Regions from separate parts of the Homo sapiens genome. Here region 1 is linked to region 2. Evidence: chromatin loops called from intact Hi-C (ENCODE). Cell type or tissue: dorsolateral prefrontal cortex. All regions are shown on one strand. Each heading gives the region's core, and the rest is flanking DNA. Links, peaks and the distances in the headings are about the cores only. Region 1 overlaps CACNA2D3 (calcium voltage-gated channel auxiliary subunit alpha2delta 3). Region 2 overlaps CACNA2D3 (calcium voltage-gated channel auxiliary subunit alpha2delta 3).

Region 1 (5,378 bases), core at 145-5,144, 120 kb before region 2:
GTAGGGAGGTTGAGCCATCAAGGATCATTCCCAGGTTTATATCATGAGCTATTGGGCAGACGGTGCTATTTGCTAACACGAGAGACACTGGGGGAGGATCAGGTTTAGGGCTGGGCATGGCCAGTCTCTCTTCTAGACATCGTGAGCTGAAAATGACTGAAAGTCTCCCAAATGGAGATGTCAGGTAGGCTGTTTAGTATGCAAATCTGGAGCCCCAGAGAGACTGCCATTTTCATTATTAGGGGTGTCTTTGAACTGCTTGCCTTCATGGCATGGATCTTATTTCCTGGGAAGCTGGCAACGAATTGAGCCTTTCCTGGGGTTTCTTTCTCTAGTAAACCTTGTAGTGTTTCTTTTCGGCTCTCATGAAACTCAAAATCTTGAGCAAAGGTTGCTGATTCATTCCTAACACATACTAAAGATTTCCAAAATGGTAACTTGCTTTGTAGTCCACCATCTGTAACTGATTGGACAGCCTGGCTTTCCAATTTGGTGTAGGCTACAAGCAGAAATGCATTGTTTTGGTTTTTATTCAGCCCTTAAATACTTAAAGGTAGCATCCACCATTTTGACTTTCATCAAAGATCAAGTAACCAAATGACCTTACTTTGAAGATAACGTGGAGAATACTTTGGATCAAATTACTAGTAGCATTTAGGACAGAGAAACAAGCTCAAGAATTGGTGTTCTCTTCATACATTTATTGTAGGATAAAATTATGTGTTTGTGGACCAGGCATGGTGGCTCACACCTGTAATCCCAGCACTTTGGGAGGCCGAGGTGGGCAGATCACAATGGCAGGAGATCGAGACCATCCTGGCTAACACAGTGAAACGCTGTCTCTACTAAAAATACAAAAAATAAGCCAGGCGTGGTGGTAGGCGCCTGTAGTCCCAGCTACTCGGGGGGCTGAGGCAGGAGAACGGCATGAACCCGGGAGGCGGAGCTTGCAGTGAGCCGAGATAGCGCCATTGCACTCCAGCCTGGGTGACAGAGCCAGACTCCGTCTCAAAAAAAAAAAAAAAAAAAGAAAAAGAAAGAAAAAAAATATTATGTGTTTGTGAAGAAAGGCCATTTGCTTTTTGCATAGGAGAAATATACCTTGCAAATCTCCTAAAGAACACGCTCAAGCATATAGAATTTGCCTTGGAAGTTGAAACAAAATGATATTTAGTGAATTTTTACATTAGTTTTCCTTGCCAAGGCCGTTCTTAGAGTTCCTATGTGTAGCCTCCTACAGAGCTATTGGAAGAAGCCATTTCTTTACACATCTCTTTGGGGTTGGTGGTGAGAATAAGGCCTGTGGTCTGGTAGAAGTGATAAGCTGGGGCCCCCACAACTGTGTGGATGTCAAAACCAATTCCAACTACGTGGAATTCCAGGCTGTGGGATGCTGCAAACTTGGTTCCATGGCTCAGCTGCTTTAATGGCAGATTCCACAAATGATCTCAAGACCAAGAATAAACTTGGTAGCTTTAATGCAAAAAGCGAGTCCTAAGCCCTAACTGGCTAGTCCTTCCCATTCTTAGCCTGATCTCTTTGAACTTGCACCCAGAACCTTGAAATAAAGATGTGTGTATGGTTGGAAGTAGATTTTTTTCACATGCTGCTTTTGTTGGCAGGAAGTTCTTCATTTTTCCTGCAAGTATTACTTTGAAAACTTTTGTAAGGGATACAAGTTGGCAATCTGTGCTCGTGTGTGTGTGTGTGTGTGTGTGTGTGTGTGTGTGTGTGTGTTTCTGTATCTTCTTTTAAAGTTTAAGTTTCAAAACTGCTATTTGGTAAAAACATTCTGTGAGTCTTAAAATGCAATGTATTATCTGCTTACTGTCTAGAGGCCTCCCCCTGACGTCTGTTGTTCTGTTTCAGAAATTCTGACAAGGGCGTGGAGGTTGCCTTCCTCGGCACTCGCACGGGCCTCTCCAGAATCAACCTGTTTGTCGGGGCTGAGCAGCTCACCAATCAGTAAGTAGGAGGGATCCTCTACAGGGGCCCAGGGAGCTTCTGAAATGGAACATTCAAAGGGAAGCTTATTTCATTTCTTGATTCCACTACTGGTAGAAACATAATTTAGGCCACCCCAGGCCTATTGAGATTTTTCCTCTCTGTTCTACCATGCGGGCCCCAGCATGTGCTTTCACCTGCCTGTTAGCCCTTCCACCACCCTTTGTTCCTCAGGCTTGTTGGCTTCTGTCCACTGTCCTGGAGTCCTCTCCCGCCCTGATGAGTCATTTCAGAACTCTGGGAGGTGGTGCGGCTGCTGGGGGAGCCGCCAGAGGGAGGAAACACTCATCTCGTAACAAATGGCTTCAGGGTGTTCAGCTGTTCTGCAGCTATGCTGAGGAATTCCTGCCTGTACAAAAGTCACTGTTCCAAGTCCTGTTTGTTTACATTTTACTAATAAACCTCTGCCTCTGTGCTTAGCCTGAGGGGCTGCAGAGCTCCACACCCAGGAGTGGGCCCTCTGGGGATGCTGGGGTTTGACAGTGTCTCCTTGGACTTCCAAAGAGACGTGGATAGATGGTGGGCAGAGAGTTTCCAGGTCTAGTACCCAGATGCTAAGCCCCTGCATCTTCAGAGAACCACGGGCCCTTAACTCATCAAACTGGTGTTTCACCAGGGCTAGTAGGTAGACTGTGAAGTCTTTTCTGAGTCTGTTAATAAGTTTTTTCTATTTCTTTTCTCTGAAGCAAGAGCGATTGTTAAGACATGGACAAATGGGTCCCAAGATTCAGAAAGTTAGAGAGTGGTTTGCAAGTGTGTGTGTGTGAGTTCAGAGGTTACCACAGAACATTATACCCCCAACCTTCAGGGTACCTGGAGGTGAATAACCAAGCCACAGAGTAGCTGCCAATTTGAGAGGGATTGGCTCATCAGGGGTCCAAGGAGGCGGTGCTTCCTTGGAGCTTGACAGTGCTGTTTGCCTCTGCTAGGTGAGGCCCTGACACCCACCATATAACCTTACAAAACCAAGTCTGGTAAATGACAGATCAATCAATGTTTAGGTATTTTAAGAGATTGGCTTTGAATTCTGTTCCAGGACTTTGACCTTCTTGATACTCACATTTATCATCTATGAAGTTTGATTATAGTTGCAACTTGATTTTTAACGACTTTTTTAAGCGTTTTTCCCCCAGACAATTGTTTTTCCAGAGGGCGAGTTCCTGGGAAGGACTAGAGGTGCTGAGATACACATTGCCTTCTCCTGTTAGGATCCAGATAGGCAAGGGGAGACAAGGGAATTCATTTTCTAATACTCATTGAGAAAGTCTGCTGCTGGCATTGAGACTGAAACAAGCAAAGCTGCAAAACAGTAACAATAAAACATGACACCTTGCTGGTCTGATAACTGTGTTATTGTGATGGATTTAAAAGACAAAGGACCACAGTAAGGATGCTGGGAGGTGTACCTGGCTTATCTCACTTGGGTATCTTCATTCTGTCCTCCTGAAAAGTGAGAGCGATGATCTCTTTTGGTTACTGTGAAGATCAAAAAAAATTATGGATGAGCTGGGCACAGTGACTCATGCCTGTAATCCCAGAACTTTGGGAGGCCAAGGCAGGCAGATCACTTGAGGTCAGGAGTTTGAGACCAGCCTGGTCAACATGGTGAAACCCTGTCTTTACTAAAAATACAAAAATTAGCCGGGCATGGTGGCACACACCTGTAATCCCAGCTACTCAGGAGGCTGAGGTAGGAGAATCACTTGAACCCGGGAGGTGAAGGCTGTAGTGAGCTGAGATTGTGTCACTGCACTCCAGCCTGGGCAACAGAGTGAGACTCTGTCTCAAAAAAACTCTTTTTTTTTTTATGGATGGAAAATTTCTTTGGGAAGCTAAAAATTCCTACAACTGTGTGTTCTATTCTTTGTGGCATTACGTGACCCACAGAGTGGGTACTCATTGACAATTTGAATGGATGAAATCTGTCTTCAAGAAACTCCTGTCATTGCTTCATATAGAGGCACCTTGACATCTATTGTCTTAGGGTCTTACCTGCCTATCCCCTCCCATCAAATGGTATTTGTCAAGATCCAGCTATTTGGATACACTCTCTAAGCCAGGCTTAGAAAGTTTTTAGCATTTCTGACTTTTGGTTTAGTTTTTGCTTTTGACTAGGGCATGAAAGGCAGAGCTTTAAGTATTGGGCAGAGAACTTGATAATATAAAGTTGCTACCCTGCAATTATCTCATACTATCATCAGTCTCCTACACTGAGATTTCATCCCATACCCCCGCCACCTGCATTTGGAAGTAGGTCGATTATACTGAAACTTGGCCGTCACCCCCAATAGTTATAATACATTCTGTGCCTTCAGTACGACTTCTCACATCACATGCATATAGCATCCAGTGATGTTAGCCTTCACAGCGTACAGCCTTAAGTTAAGAAGATGACCACTTTACCCCTGCCCTTTCAACCACCAAGAACAAAAGAGCTCTTGGGCTTTAAGAATCCCATATATTTGTTAGAGCCTGTTTTCAGTGTCCATAACACTCTTTCACATATGGTGTTATGTAATTCTGATACAACCCTGGTAAAGTGCAGCGTTTTTATTGTTCCCATTTTGTAGATGAGTAAATGGGGGTCGGAGACTCAATTACTCACTCAGAGTCACCCAGTTCTTCCCAGAATCTAGACCAGCCTGACACACCACTGCAATAGCTCCTAGTATCCAGGAGGAGACTTTCACCTTACCCAGAAGGATCTTTCTTCCTGAAGAACATTTTTGGGATTCTGTAAAATCAGGTTGCTCCTTCCTGTTTCCTCCAGAATTGCTGCCTAGTAGTTGGCAGAGGCCTCCAGGGTTTCCCGGCAACTCAGTCCTTTCGCAGTGACACCAGGGCTAATGGGGATCAAGTGCTGCAGGCTCCTGCTGGCTGCCCTAGGTGCCAGCACTGTCCCGGGCAGCAGGGCACTGGACACCCAGATGTGCAGCATTCCAGATCTATTGCCAGCCACCCCCAAAGCCTGAATGTCACTGCCTTAAGTGAGGACCACTTCATACCTTCTAACCAAGCCACCATCTCATCTACCATGACTCTGGAAAAAGGTCCCCTGTGGGCATCATTAACCTGTGCTGCATAGACAGGGCACCTCTTAGCTGTAATGACCACTGAACAGACCTGCTGGGAGTGCGAACACCTTCTGCTCAGTCGTGGCTGCACCTGTGACCCAGGGTAGAGAGTAGCAATGCATCCTGCCATGGGCCAGGCAACAGAGGCTCCTCCTCACACCGTCCAGGTCAGGTTTATGAAGAATTTCATGTCTAGCGAAAGAAATGAAAAGGCTAAAATTTCAGTATTCCTGAAGCCTGATGACTTTTAGATTAGGAAACATTACCACTGAATACAAGCAGCACAAAGAAGAGCTTGTC
Region 2 (5,378 bases), core at 135-5,134:
CTCTGCCCTGGGAGGCTGACAGCCCAGTGGAGCAGGGCCCCTGTGTGCTGCTTTCATCCACACACATGCACATTGGTCTGGTGACCCCCAGGACTGGGACCCAATTTTGCTCCTCCCTGCTGGGTTGAGTTCTGAGTGACAGTGAGTGCCCCAAATCCCACTTATAGAAATTCAGCCTGAGGACATAAACCTGGATGGGAACAAAGGTTTCTATGATAGGATGATCATCACCAGGGAATTTATAATCGCAAATACTGGTAACTCTTTAAATGTCTAACACTAAAGACCATTTTACAATAAATTACAACCCATCCACAGAAAGAAAAATGATTCTGTTTCTGAAAACTTTTTGATGAAATTAAAAAAATGCTCATGAAATTATAACAAAACAAGACAAAACCCAGGAAACAAAACCGTATATACACAAAAACACATAAAATGGTGGGAGGAAGGAGATATGGAGCTAATTAGGGTCAGTAGTTGGTATGGGAAATAGGGAGTCAATAAACAAACACCAACATATGAGTTAGGAAAAGAAGACTATCATGTCCCCGAAAGGAAATCTTACCTGTAGTGTCAACTTGCTTTTGTTAAAATTGCACATGATTTGAAAAAAGAAAGATGAGGAAGAACCTACTAAATGCGCACTTGGTTATCTTTTACCATTCGCTTTTCTTATTTGACTCACTTTTCCACAATTTTACTAATAGGAGTGAAAAAAAATGAGATTTAAAAAAAATAAAATCAATAGAGCCCAGGAAAATGAGTTGCAAGTTGGTTAAATGGCTGCTGTCTCTGCGGCACCAGTGACCTGGGGACAAATCCCCTCTCCCTCTGAATCAGACTGTGAGCTCTGAGAGGCCGGAGCGGCTTTGGAACCTAGTGGTTAGGCACCCTGGGTAGCCTTTCTCTGCTTCTTGCCTGCTGTGAGGTTCTGGGCAAGTCACTTGGTCTCTCTGGACTTTGGTTCCATTTGTCAACAGAGGAAACAATAGACATAATATGGTTGTGAGAGGTGAATTAAGCAATGCGTGCCAAGCCCTTGTGCAAGTACTCCATGCATGGTGGGTGGGCGCTCATGCTTTGGGTGGTGGTGGTTTTTTTTTTAACCGAAATGTCTGGTTATTTCTTAGGAGTTTGCACAGGGCTGAAGGCAGCAGGCTTGTTGTTTTCAGTGGTTTTCTTTTTGGCATTCTTCTTCATACCTAGTGAAGACGCTCCCTTCTCTTCATGTCTGCTTTCACTCCCACTTCCCTCATCCTGGCCTTGACCTGTTTCCCTTCTTTGTGACCTGCCACCACAGACATCTAGTCATACTGTTATTTTGGTCCTATGGATTCTAGAGTTTTTACTGAATGCCATTCACTATGATCTTTGCCTAGAACAGTGGTTTTCAAATGGGGGCAGTTTTGCCTCCCAGGGGAATGGCTGGAGACATTTTTGCTGTCATAGCATGGGGGAGGAGGGTTCTTATTAGAATCTGGTGCGTAGAGGCCAGGGATGCAGCTAAATATCCTGCAAAACACAAGACAGCCCCCATAACAAAGAAATATCCCACTCAAAGTATCGATAATGCCACTGTTGAGAAACCGTGGCCTAGACCAAGGGGTGCAGAGTAGGGGACAGTGACTAAGGGAGCCAGGTATGGTCTGTGCACCCATGACGTTGAGAGATACTTGTGAAGGCTCCCATTCTGCAATTTCACCACCCCCACCCCAGCTGGACCAAAAGTGGTCCAATTTTTAGCTGAAAGGAATAATATGGTGCTTCAGTTCTCTATTTTCTGTCTTAAGGAGCTTTGTAGAAAGGACCCCAAATAGATCATTTCAGCATGTCCTCTGACTCCCACTGCCAGACTGTGAGACCTCCTTTCCACAGACTACAGAGAGACCTTGTCACATAATTGCATCATTGATGCATGGTGTGCTGATACATAAGTGCTTTGCCATTTCCAGAGAGCTGGCACATAGATTATCTTCAGATCTGTTCAACATACCTGAGGGGTGGGGACTGCTAGAATTTGCCACCAAGCCTCTCTGAAGCACCTAAGTCAGACAGCTAAGAGGCAGTGGACTCAGACCTAAGCCAAGACCTCCCTCAGCTAATGACGACAGCGAGAGCTGCAGCTACTGCACTGGAATTGTCTCATTCCAGCTGACAGCCCTCTGCTGGGCATCAATATGACTTTTTCCATTTTATGGATGAAGAAAAGAAAACAAGCAAAGGTGAATTCGTCCATCTACAGGGTTGCTGTCATTGGGATATCTTATTAAATGTAAATATAAATCCCAGACCCAGCGTAAGGAGGGAAATGTTCCAGGCACCATATGCTATTGGCTTGCAAGGTTTCTTCATTCTAAATTTACCATTCCCTCAAAAGATAAAGACCCTGAGCTGAGACATACATCTTTGTTTTAGCTAAAAATGGAATCCATAATTACACTGTTTATCTGCTCCATTTCCTTAATGAAGGGGACTGTGGAAGCCCATTTCTGCTTGATTATCACAAAGGTATCATTTTGGTGAAGTTACACAAAGAGAACAGAGCTTGCTGGCACCCGGTTGTGAACAGGGGTGCATTCACAGAAACAAAAGAAGAGGAAGGCTTTTCAAATGGCAAATCTATTCAATCCCAATTGTCTGCACATAATTACTGTGAACCCAAGTCAGTTTTTCTCATCAGGGACATTTGTTGCTAAGGGAAAATTAAAGAAATTCAGTTGTGCGGACGCTCCCTTGGGTGCTTCATTGTGAGTGGGTGATAGGTCATGGTGACATCGGTGTAACTGGGATAGGAGGCACAGCAGTGTGGGCTCCAGGATGTGAGGGCCAGGCTCGCATCTGGACCCCATCACTCACTGCAGTGTGACCTTGGGCACGTGTCTTCGTTTCTGAGCTTTAGTTTCTTCATCTGCAAAATGGGACAGTAGCAAGGGCTTGTTTATTCTATGGTGATGAAGATTCTGCCCATGCTAAGGGCCTGGCACAGGGTTTGGCATGTAGTAAGTGCATAGTGAAGATTGATGGTGAAGGTGGTGGTGGTTTACTGTGTGAGTTAATGATGATTGTGATGAGTCACTCTCTGTGGGACCCACGGCAGGCAGTGTCTGCTTCTGGAACCTCATTTTTCACTTCTTGTAAAAGAAGGAATCAGCCAAACTGAGCTCAGTGATCCTTGAATACCTACAGCTTTGTAAGATGTGAGTTCTGAATGCCTAAGAGTTAAAACAGTATCCAGTATGGCTAGGCACAGTGGCTCACGCCTGTAATCCCAGCACTTTGGGAAGCCAAGGTGGGCGGATCACTGAGGCCAGGAGTTCGAGACTAGCCTGGCCAACATGGTGCAACCCCCATCTCTACTAAAAATACAAAAAAACTAGCCAAGCATGATGGCGCGTGCCTGTAATCCCAGCTACTTGGGAGGCTAAGGTAGGAGAATCGTTTGAACCCAGGAGGCGGAGGTTGCAGTGAGCCGAGATCACAGCACTGTACTCCAGACTGGGTGACAGAGTGAGACTCTGTCTCCAACAGCAACAACAACAACAAAAACAGTATCCGGTAGATTGCAAGCAGCCTCAGTTATTGGTTTGAAATTCCATAGATAAATAGTAGCAACTGCACATATATGTGGTGTTTTCCATAGCACTCTAGACAAAGTAAGTTCTAGCCATGTTATTTAAATTAAATGTGGCCATGGCTTTACACGATAATTCACGTTTCCCAAAAGCACATCAAGCAATTTCCAGCCAATAGTCGTGCTGCAAATAGACCCAACGGTTTATCACTATATCAGCATGGAGTGCCCTACAATTGTCAAAGGAAAAAGAATTTCATCTCCAGAAAGGATCAGAGCCAAATGAGTCTCACCATTGAGAGTATTGGACTCATTCCATTGTAACTGGGCCCAGACAATTAGAATTAGAGATGGTGCAATTATCAGGCTTATTCAAATCACGTGTGCTGCCTATCTCAGCCTGACCCAAAGACCTTTCTTATTTTTTTTCATTGGCTGAACTTCACAGAGCAGTTAAACATATACATGCTGGAGCCAGACAGCCCAAGGTCAAATTTTGGTTCTGCCACATACTCAGTGGATGAATTTGGGCAATTTACCCTCATTCTTTTTCCTCCATTCACCATCTGCAAAACAGATAACAACTGTTCATACCTCATAGTTTATTTTTTAATTTTGTCATGTTTTACTATTAAATTAATTAATTCATATTAAGCAGGACAGCATCTGGAACGCAGCAATTTCTTCATAAATGTAGCTGTTATGCCATCATTAGTTTTTTATATTCCATCTGCATGCTTGTGCCGCATCCACTTATAACCTAAGCTATTGTATACTTAAATCTTTATTTCATGTCAAGGGACTCACTTTTTGAAATTCAAATAATTTAAATATGAAAAGAAAGTTTTATAAACTGAAAACCAGAATGACTTGCCATACAGAGAAATCTGTTGTAAAAATCAGAACCATGAAAATAAAAAGTGTTGCCAAATTGTAGCCAGATCCTATGAGCTTTGTGTCTGGCCTCTTCAGCTTAAAAGGAGAGGAGAGCAAATGAGAGAAAGAAGTGAAAAAGATAGAAAGGTGTTAGAAACTCCCTGCTATCAAACAAAGATGTCCTTCTTACAAAACAGACGCACTGAAAAAGATTTGGGAAGAGAATGATGTTCCCACCACGTGCCTCTTCTGTGTTGTTACTGTTGGGCCTGGAGCACCTAAAATTCACCTTACCCTCCATCTGAAAGGCAAGAAACAAATGTGTCGTAAGGGACAGAGGTTCTCACATTTTTTGGTCCATTTTATTCTATTTTATTTGTTTGAAAACACTACTCAAGAGAGTCATTCTTGTATTCAGCAGGCATTTAATGTTCCCTCCAATGAGCTAGCATCTTGGGGACAGAGGGATAGTGTCTGAAACCTGGCCTTTCTGGAGAATGACTACCAGCACTGTACAATCAGTGTAGTCAGGAGTCAGAGAGGCAGCCATTTGCTTGCCTTTTCTACCAAAAAGTGATGGTTCAAAAAGCCCGACTCCATGAAATAGCACGAGTGCAGCAGGAGTCATGGTGGTAGTAAAAACATACACTTAAGCAGCACTCACAGCGTGCCAGCTACTGTCCATGTAATTCATTTGATTCTCAAACAACCACACAAGCTTGGTACTGCTATTCCCATTTAGCAGACGAGGACACTAAGATGTAAAATGGTTAAAAGCTTACCTGCTGTCACACAGCAGTGGCAGGATTCACTGCCTGGAATTGGTGCTTTTAGCTACTACATAGCTAGCCAGCCCCTGGCCTGTGGATGGTAACATTTGCTAATGACTAGCATTTCATGAAGGCTGTGTGCATGCATGTAGGTGGGC

What was found. Hi-C counts contacts between places; a loop is a spot of excess contacts. Peaks named below come from ENCODE experiments on the same cell type or tissue, not always from the same donor. Only the 100,000 strongest peaks of a DNase experiment are listed, where the experiment ranks them.
Region 1: it touches region 2 in a loop (2.2-fold over the local background); 2 of 110 quality-filtered maps call a loop at or near these places.

What each region holds. Positions count from the first base shown.
Region 1 is chr3:54,889,486-54,894,863 of GRCh38, forward strand. CACNA2D3 (calcium voltage-gated channel auxiliary subunit alpha2delta 3) reads left to right here. Exons shown (of 38, transcript NM_018398.3): 25 at 1,870-1,965. It overlaps CACNA2D3-AS1 (CACNA2D3 antisense RNA 1), which reads right to left. Exons shown (of 7, transcript NR_046666.1): 3 at 5,128-5,270. Among named protein-coding and RNA genes, the nearest start is that of CACNA2D3-AS1, 9.1 kb to the right of the region's middle. In dorsolateral prefrontal cortex, for the core only: a CTCF peak has its summit at 2,282 (motif pointing right); a DNase peak (open chromatin) is centred at 2,226; H3K27ac peaks cover 2,848 bases.
Region 2 is chr3:55,011,207-55,016,584 of GRCh38, forward strand. The region is part of intron 34 of CACNA2D3 (calcium voltage-gated channel auxiliary subunit alpha2delta 3); the gene reads left to right. Among named protein-coding and RNA genes, the nearest start is that of LRTM1, 86 kb to the left of the region's middle. In dorsolateral prefrontal cortex, for the core only: a CTCF peak has its summit at 2,184 (motif pointing left); no DNase peak of the experiment used is centred there.